Regions from separate parts of the Homo sapiens genome. Here region 2 is linked to region 1. Evidence: chromatin contacts called from ENCODE Hi-C or POLR2A ChIA-PET data. All regions are on one chromosome and are shown on one strand. The core of a region is the stretch at or near the end of the contact, and the rest is flanking DNA. Distances in the headings are between cores, read along the strand shown.

Region 1 (4,556 bases), core at 1,129-3,628:
TGAGATCACGTGCCACTATACTTCAGCCTGGGCAACAGAGTGAGACTCTATCTCAAAAAAAACAATTTTTTTTTTACAGATGGGATCTTGTTATCTTGCCCAGGCTTGTCTCAAACTTCTGACCTCAAGCAATCCTCCAACCTTGGCCTCCCAAAGTGCTGGTATTACAGAGTCAATATCAGCAATAAAGGGCTGCTAAGATGAATTGTTAAATTAGGAAATATGATTATATCTTATATTTATAAATACATGAGGTTGGTTTTCCAAGGGTTATTAATGATTATTATTTTCATTAATATAGATATGAAATTTCATAAAGGAATTAAAGATTATTAATAATGTGACCAGTATTGAAGTCAAAGGAAGATTTATATAATCAATAGCCTGTGAATAAATGTATCTTCTGGTGTGTGTATGTGAAGTGTGGTGGTATAATAAAAATACACACACACACAAAATTTAATTTTTACAAAAAGCGAATGAAATATATTTTGTGTTGAGAAGTTTGTGAAATCCTTACAATTTTTTTGAGACTCCCAGAATGGTGGTCGGACAGTATAGCATGATGGTGGACAGTATGGGTTTTGGGGCCAGACTTCTGCAAAACCTCAGTTAGTACCTTACAAACCCTTCCTTCCTTGCTTGGTTTGCCATGCTTCAAACATAAAATTGTATCTAGACTTTTGGCTACAGGGGATTAAAAGATGTTTATTAGGAGGTCACAAATACAAATTTTCTCTTCCATGTCTGACTATTTTCTTTTTGTTCTAAGAGTTTTGATAAAGTTGCTTGGAATACTCAGATTGCATGATTACACACAGTTGGAGTCCTACAAAAAATTTCATGAAGGAATTGAGGATTATTAATCATGTGATCCATATTGAAGTCAAAGAAGATCTATATGACGAATAGCCTGTAAATGTATCTTCTGGTGTGTGTGTGTGAAGTGTGGTGGTATGATAGAAAAATCCTCAGTAATTATGTCTCTATTTATAAACTCTTCAGACTGAAGGTACTGGAGGACTTTGTTATTTAAATTAAATTTATGTGTAGCTTTTTTTTTTTTGGAAATGCAATACTCATCCCCTAAATTACATGTTCTGTAAGTTTTTTTTATGTTGCATTAAAAAAAATATGGTAGGGGCCAGACGCAGTGTCTCACACCTGTAATTTCAGCACTTTGGGAGGCCGAGGCAGGCAGATCACCTGAGGTCAGGAGTTCGAGACCAGCCTGGCCAACATGGCAAAACCCTGTCTCTACTAAAAAATACAAAAATTAGCCTGGTGTAGTGGTGGGCGCATGTAATCCCAGCTACTCGGGAGGCTGAGGCAGGAGAATCGCTTGAACCCAGGAGGTGAAGGTTACAGGGAGCTGAGATCGTGCCATTGCACTCCAGCCTGGGCAACAAGAGCAAAACTCTGTCTCAAAAAAAAAAAAAAAATGATATGGTAGGATAATGACATGAGAGTGACTCCTATCTAATGTTTGAAACATATCCTTACTGTTTACATTGAAAGCAATGATAACTCTGGGTACCACTACAACAATATTAAAATGAAAAAAGGGGCCAGGCGCAGAGGCTCACACCTGTAATCCCAGCACTTTGGGAGGAAAGGCAGGCGGATCACCTGAGGTCAGGAGTTTGAGACTAGCCTGGCCAACATGGCAAAGCCCTGTCTCTACTAAAAATACAAAAAAATTAGTCGGGTGTGGTAGATAGCACGTGCCTGTAATCGCAGCTACTCAAGAGGCTGAGTCATGAGAATTGCTTGAACCCAGTAGGCGGAGGTTGCAGTGAGCCAAGATCACGCCACTGCATTCCAGCCTGGGTGACGGAGTGAGACTGTCTCAAAAAAATAAAAATAAAAAATAAAAAAAGGAAAAGTCAACTTCTAGAAGTAACATGGCTAGCAGGCTAGTGGAGGTATTTTATACAACCTTCCAGACCACATACAAGTGGGCCGGACCCCCTCCTTAATTACTTATATGCCTGTGTGTGTTTCTGCAGAACTCATCTTGTTTCCTTCCCCAAAGTACTTGAAGTGTCTCCCTAAATAATTGGCTAGATGTAGGGCCAAGGCCAAATTCTTTCATTATATATATATTTTCTTTTTCGTAAAGTCTCAAGTTCCTTTTTCTTCATTCTCACTTCTACCATTTGGGCTTGGGACTTATTACTTGAGATCTTGGTTGATGCAATATTGTAACTAGTTTCCCTGCCTAGGGTTTCTTGTTGCTAGAAAATGACAGCCAGTTCTTGGCATAGATTTCAAGACCTCCCTGGGGATGCCTTGGAACCTCTGTAGAACTTCCAATCTCATCCCTCAACTTCAGCTACATTGGCCTCCTCACTTCTCCCGGGGCAGGAGGTGGGTCCTCCAGTCACTGAGCCCCTGTTCACACCAAGCTCTTGGCCTAACAGGCCCCTTTCTTCCTTTTTTTTTTTTTTTTTTTTGAGACAAAGTCTTGCCCTGTCACCCAGGCTGGAGTGCAGTGATGCAATCATAGCTCACTGCAGCCTCAACCCCCTGAGCTCAAGCAACTCTCCCACCTCAGCCTCTTGAATAGCTGGGACGACAGGTGCATGCCAGCATGCCCAGTTAATTAAAAAAATTTTTTTAAAGAGATGGCATCTTGCTATGTTGCCCAGGCTGGTCTCAAACTCCTGACCTACAGCAATCCTTCCACGTCAGCCGCCCAAAGTGCTGGTATTACAGAGTCAATATCAGCAATAAAGGACTGCTAGGAGGAAAATTGCTCGAACTCGGGAGGTGGAGGTTGCAGTGAGCCTAGATCACACCATTGCACTCCAGCCCGGGTGACAGTGCGAGACTCCATTTAAAAAAAAAAAACAAACTGCTAGGATACATTGTTAAATTGGGAAATATGGTAATATCTTATATTTATAAATACATGAGCTTGGTTTTCCAAGGATTGTTAATGATCGTTATTTTCATTAAGACTTTACTGAAGTGGAAATTCATTTTGCAACATGTCTTTTCCCAAACAGTCTTTATTTTCAAGCAAGATATATTGGGCCAAGTGAATTTGACCCAAGTAGTTAGCTCTCCATTTTTTGATGATTCTGTTGAGAATTTCTTTCTCATTATTTCATAAAGTGTAGCTGATTATGTTGCCTCTAGCTTGGCTGGCGTAAGCTAGATGCAAAGAGAGACGCTAACTAAGGTATTTTAAAAGACAGTTTTTCTTTATTGGAGTCGTTCAGACACTGCTTAAGGTTTGAACTCCAAACTGAACTTCTCTCTCATCTCCAGAGGAGGTCTCCCTGGATCAAGTTTGGGAGAATTTGTCTTAAGAGGCGTGATGAGAAGAGTTGCTGAAACTGTTATTTTAAATCATATCTGTTGGATGGAGAAAGAGAGTCAAACATTTTCTAGGATTATAAACTCAGCATTGGCTGAATCCAATTTAAAGAATCGCTTCTGGCTTATGACCAATGATGTACGAGAGGTTTGTTATATTTTTACTGATTTTTTTTTTCTTCTCCGTGTGAAAAAGGTGGGAAGGACTTTCTTGAAAGCTTTGAAAAATTACCAAGAATTCTGATATCTTTAAAGAACTCCTGCTATCATTTTTATCTAATTCTTTCTAGGCCTTTTGCATGTGAATAGACATTTTAATATAATTGCATATACAGTAACGTGGAATGTATAACATGATTTTTTCCGTAAATATTATAAGCATTTTTCTACAACATACCTAGCTTTTTGTGTATGTAATATGAAAGTCATTGAAATGAGATATAGACATTTTATGGCTTTTGAAATCTATCACCAAATTTAGAAAAAATAAAATAAAAAAATGAAATCTATTACCAAATTGTTTGACAGAAATTTTTAAAAGTATATTATTAAGCTACAATCAACTGTAAAGTTTGCTTTGTTCCAGATAAAGCATTTTATCTCATCCAGTAGAGAAACCACTTATTTATTTTTTTGGTATGAAATATTGTATTGGGTACTTTGGTGTTTAGAAGATTAACTGAAATGTCAGAAAAATAGACAGACTCTTAGAAAAGTCAGATTGAAGAATGTTTTATTTATTCATTTTAATTTTTATTTTTTAATTTCAATATGTTTTTGGGGCACAGGTGGTGCTTGGTTACATGAATAAGTTCTTTAGTGATGATTTCTGAGATTTTGGTACACCTGTCACCCAAGCAGGGTACACTGTACACAATGTATATTCTTTTATTCCTCACTCCTCTCCCACCCTTTCCCGAGTCCCCAAAGTCCATTGTATTATCCTTATGTCTTTGCATCCTCATGTTATATATATTTTTATAAACAATTTTATTTTATTTTATTTTTCTGAGACAGTCTTGCTCAGTCTCCCAGGCTGCAGTGCAGCAGTGCGATCTTGGCTCACTGCAACCTCTGCCTCCCAGGTTCAAGCGATCCTCCTACCTCAGCTCCCCGAGTAGCTGGGATTACAGGTGTGTGCCACCACTCTGGGCTAATTGTTATATTTTTAGTAGAGTCAGGGTTTCACCATGTTGGCCAGGCTGGTCTCAAACTCCTGGCCTCAAGTGATC
Region 2 (4,678 bases), core at 69-2,568, 96 kb after region 1:
ACATTTATATAAAGCAACTTCTATTACCTGTCTCTTTCAGAGCAGGACACTGATAGTCTGGGAGGTTGCGTAACTTGCCTGAGTGGTGAAGTCAGGACTGCAGGATTTCTGTCTGACCTCGGAACCCATTGTCATTTCTCTATACCACCTGCCTCTTTGTTCAAGAATGTTAACATGTAATTCTCAAATCAAGTTTTTAAAAATACCTTGTTACTTAAATTGTAAAGTGGACAAAAGTCAGAGTTGCTGGAATTTTCCAAGGAAGTGACCTTCATGTTTCCTATTTTGCCACTTTTCTTGGGGTAAATTTATTTTAAACTCCTCTTTAATCCTCACAACGTCCTTATGAAGTATGAAGGAGGAAAATATCATTCTTTTTTCCAAGGACATTAGACTAAAGAACTTTAGAATGTGGCATAGTAGAAAAAGTATAGACTTTGGAGTCAGACAGAAGCTCTAATCCTGACAGATGCTAAAAATCTAAGTACTTTCAGGAAACTTTCTAAATAGTGCTCTTTGGCCAGGTGCGGTGTCTTACGCCTGTAATCCCAACACTTTGGGAGGCCAAGGCAGGCAGATCACTTGAGGTCAGGAGTTCAAGATCAGCCTGGCCAACATGGTGAAACCCCTTCTCTACTAAAAATACAAAAATTGGCCGGGCATGGTGGCATGCGCCTGTAGTCCCAGTTACCTGGGAGGCTGAGGCAGGAGATTCTCTTGAACTCGGGGGCGAAGGTTGCAGTGAGCTGAGAGTGTGCCATTGCACTCCAGCCTGGGCAACAGAGTGAGACTCCACCTCCCCCCGCCAACAAAATAGTGCCTTTACCTGTAAAATGAAAATAATACCACCTCCTTTATAGGATATGAGACTTAATACAATATGATCAAACATGATAAGCGTCTGTCTTGGAGCCTAGTTCACAAGAGAAATCCATTAAATGTTAGTCCTTCTTTGCCTATTGCAGCCACAATTATTTTACTAACCCTGAGACATTCAAGTGAGGCTGAGTATGAATCACACAGGAAAAATGCTAAGAGCTAGTCCTGTTTTGAGGTAATTTGATCAGTTATACATAAAGTGATGCTGTGCAATGGTACTCACAAACATGGGACACCCCAAATCAATATGTTTAGTGAATATTTAAAATACAATTCCAAAAGTTTAGGAGAGAAGGGGCAAGAAGATACATAGATGATAGAGAATGGGAGAAACCTAGGACTTGTTATCGATTGCAGGAATTGTGATTTCTTTCTGTTGGAATGAGCCAAGGGAAGGGGAAGAAAATTCATGGAACAGGAGATTGGAATTTGGGTGCAGCCTCCTGGCACGTGCTCATCCTGTTCTTCCAATTTCTGGAGGCTGTGCCTACGTGCCTTTTGCCTGTTGCATACCTCGCATCAGTCAGCTCTCTTTGTTTTATTATAGAAAATTGTGCAATCCTTTCTGGTTTGTTTTTGTTAGGATTTCCTTCCCTTTATCTCTAGCAGGAAAATATTATCCCTTGAAATTTCCTCTGGGACATGATTATTTACAGTAAACTACAATTTAGTGAATTCTTGAGGATTTCTTCTTGATGTATCCTCTTTTTTATTTTTCATTCTTAAATGCCTTTTGTTTTTGGCTGCTTCTCTCTTGAGTGTTTTGTATATATTTTGAAAAATACCTACCGGCAGCTTGTATATCTTTTTTCCAAAACCTCTCCAAAGTATTTAAGAAGATATCTTCCATATATATCTTTTGTATATACAAATATATATATTATTTACATATAATATATATTTCATCAGACATATAGTATTTGTGCATCATTATTTTTGTGCATCACAGCTTTATATCTTATATATTTAAGATAATAATCTGCATCATCTGGCTAGCTTCACTGCTCAGGGGATGGTCAGCTCAGTCCAGATCAGTGTAATCTCTTGCTCCAGTTACCAGATCAGCCTCCTGTCTAGTCTTCCTGGTCCTGGATTTGCTCACCTTCCCATCTTCCACACACTGAAGGCAGACAAGTCGTCTTCTGAAGAGAAAACCTGATCATATCTGCTTAGTATCTTTCAATAGGGTCATCAGACTCAGGGAAGCATGATCTGGCCCCTACCTGTCTCTCCAGCCCATCTCATGAGCTCCCACCCCATTCTATGCCTGGCCATAATGCTGACTTAAGAGTTACCTGAAGAATGTTTTCCTCTTTCTCCCCTCCTACCCTCTGCACTTGTTACTCTCTCTGCCTTGGGAAGCTCATCTTCACCCTGTAGCTACTTTTGGCCTGTTTAATTCCCACTCATTGTTTAGGACCTTTGTTTTGTGCTGCTCTAACAGAATACCATAGATGGGATAATGTTTAAATGAACAGAAATTTATTTCTTACATATCTGGAGGCTGGGAAGTCCAAGATCAAGTGCTTGCATCTGATTGAAGGTCTTCTTGCTGTGTCTTCACAATAGTGAGGCCCAGGGAGAGAGAGAGAGAGAGAGAGAGACCTGAACTCACCATTCTATAATGATCACACTCCAGCAATATGACACTCATTAATCCATTCATTAGGGTAGAGCTCTCATGCCTAATCACCTTTTAATGGTCCCCCTCTTAATACTGCTAAAATGGCAATTACATTTCAACATGAGTTTTGGAGGGGGTAAATATTCCAACCATAGCAAGACCCAACTTAAGCATGACTTCTTTCTGGAAGCCTTCTCTAATGTCCCTAGACTGATTTTGTGCTGTTTTATTACTCCTATTTTCTATGCCTATCATGATACCATACTCTTTTCAAATTATTTGACTGCCACATTAGGGCAGGGCCCTGGCCTGATGAGGTACGTACTCAATAAATATTTGTTAACTGAGTGAGTGAATGAATGAAGACAATGCCTTGAGGCAGTGTTGCTCAAAGGTTAAGGAAGCTGGAGTGAGGTGGTCTTGGTTTGGATCCTGGTTCTACGCCTAACTAACTGTGAGACTTCTGGCAAGTTATTGCATCTCAGTTTCTTAACCAGTAACATGGGGATTATAACAGGAAACATCTCATTGAATTATTTTGATTAAATGTTAATAGATATAAACAGAATGGTACTTACACAGAATACAGTTTCAGGTGTTAGCTATTATTATTATTATTATTGCCTAAATATTAATCTGGCAACTTAATAGCCAAAGTGGAGGCGTAGCACCTGACACAGTTTATGAGGAATCGTCCACTCTTAGCTCCATGAGGGATTCACAAGAATTGATTTTTTTAAACTGCTGGATTTCTACAACAATGTTGTAAATGATTTTAAAAGGTATCCTATATTATAATTTAATATTACAGTTATGGAGAAGACAACTCATATCATTGCTTGAAGGTTTTTAATATGTGCTGGATAAGTATGTTTTAAGGAATTAGCATCTATTATAGGCTGAATTTTCAGTTAACACAGTCTTGACGACAGACAGAAATCCATGTTAAATAACGTTCTCTAAAAACTATATTTAAGATACCAGAAATTAGGTAGAGGAAACTGTAGAATTTTTCAAATAGAAAATACTGATTAAGACTTAGATGAAAACTGTTAGAAAGGTCATAAATTAGAGAAAAATCATGTTTCACTTGAGTCAACAACAATGGTGTGATTAACACTTTTTTTTACTGGGTCCAGAAATGAAGGAGGAGGGAAGGAGAGAGAGAGGGAGGGAGGGAAGGAGGTAGAGAAGGAGGGAGAGAGAGAGAGAAAAAAAAAACTTGGAAGGAGTATTTTCCATCACAAATTATAGGGAGTAGCTATCAATCACACTTTTTAAGGAAATCAAAGGTGGGATAAAAGTGCTTGCAGGGTCTTTGGATACAAAGATGGTGAGAAGCCAGATAAGCTTTGAGAAGCTCAATCTTCAAATTACGAGATTCAGCATGAATTAGATTGACTTGAACCAGGGGAAAAACCAGGATTAGGTTAAGCAGTGATTCAGAAATGTTCAGTTAGTAACTGAGACAACTCTATGTAGGTACTAACATAAATGATATTGAATGTTTGAGTGTCATCTTCTTTAGGATTTATGTTTTTGTTATTTTGGCAAAATAGCATTAACTAAATGGAAACCATACTGTATTTTATTTTCTTCATTTTAGTTACTTCTGCCCATAGCAAACAGCTTTTTGGATTGAGAGGCAGTGTTAAATGTAACATCGGCTACAGGAATAAACAAGAGTTCCTGCCCTTGCCTTGAGGCAGTGTAGCTTGAGTCAGACAGCCTGCGTCTGGGTTCTACTGCAAGTCAGTACAGGCATACCTCGAAGATATTGTGGGTTTGGTTCCAGACCACCATAATAAAGCAAATATCACAATCAAGCAAGTCATATAAATTTTTCCATTTTCCAGAGCATATAAAAGTATGTTTACGATATATTATAGTCTATTAGGTGTGCAGTAGCATTGTCTAAAAATGTACATACCTTATTTAAAAAATATTTTATTGCCTAACAAGGCTATCACCTGAGCTTTCAGTGAGTTGTAATCTTTTTGCTGGTGGAATGTTGATCAGGGTGGTGGTTGCTGACTCTTAAAATAAGACATTTGAAGTTGGCCTCATCAGTTGACTCTTCCTTTCACGAAAGATTTCTCTGTAGAAAATGTTGTTTGATAGCATTTTACGCACAGTAGAACTTATTTCAAAATTAGAGTCAATCCTCTCAAACTT

The links. Hi-C counts contacts between places; a loop is a spot of excess contacts on that map. ChIA-PET counts read pairs that join two places held with the same protein, here RNA polymerase II (POLR2A).
Region 2: a loop to region 1 is called in a map of PC-3, with 5 times the contacts of the local background. The contact joins two enhancer-like sites. A Hi-C loop is called at or near these places in 1 of 168 maps with a recorded cell type or tissue (PC-3). POLR2A ChIA-PET finds 5 or more read pairs at or near these places in 4 of 52 experiments (Caco-2, HEK293, MCF 10A and 1 more).

Annotation. Positions count from the first base shown.
Region 1 is chr21:29,161,258-29,165,813 of GRCh38, forward strand. The region is part of intron 4 of MAP3K7CL (MAP3K7 C-terminal like); the gene reads left to right. Among named protein-coding and RNA genes, the nearest start is that of LINC00189, 30 kb to the right of the region's middle. RefSeq lists a silencer at 3,111-3,405. Within about 2 kb of position 2,379, at least 11 of the 41 ENCODE cell types and tissues checked have a DNase peak (open chromatin) inside an H3K27ac peak, as active enhancers do.
Region 2 is chr21:29,257,818-29,262,495 of GRCh38, forward strand. All of the region lies in intron 1 of LINC00189 (long intergenic non-protein coding RNA 189), which reads left to right. Among named protein-coding and RNA genes, the nearest start is that of BACH1, 39 kb to the right of the region's middle. Within about 2 kb of position 1,319, at least 4 of the 41 ENCODE cell types and tissues checked have a DNase peak (open chromatin) inside an H3K27ac peak, as active enhancers do.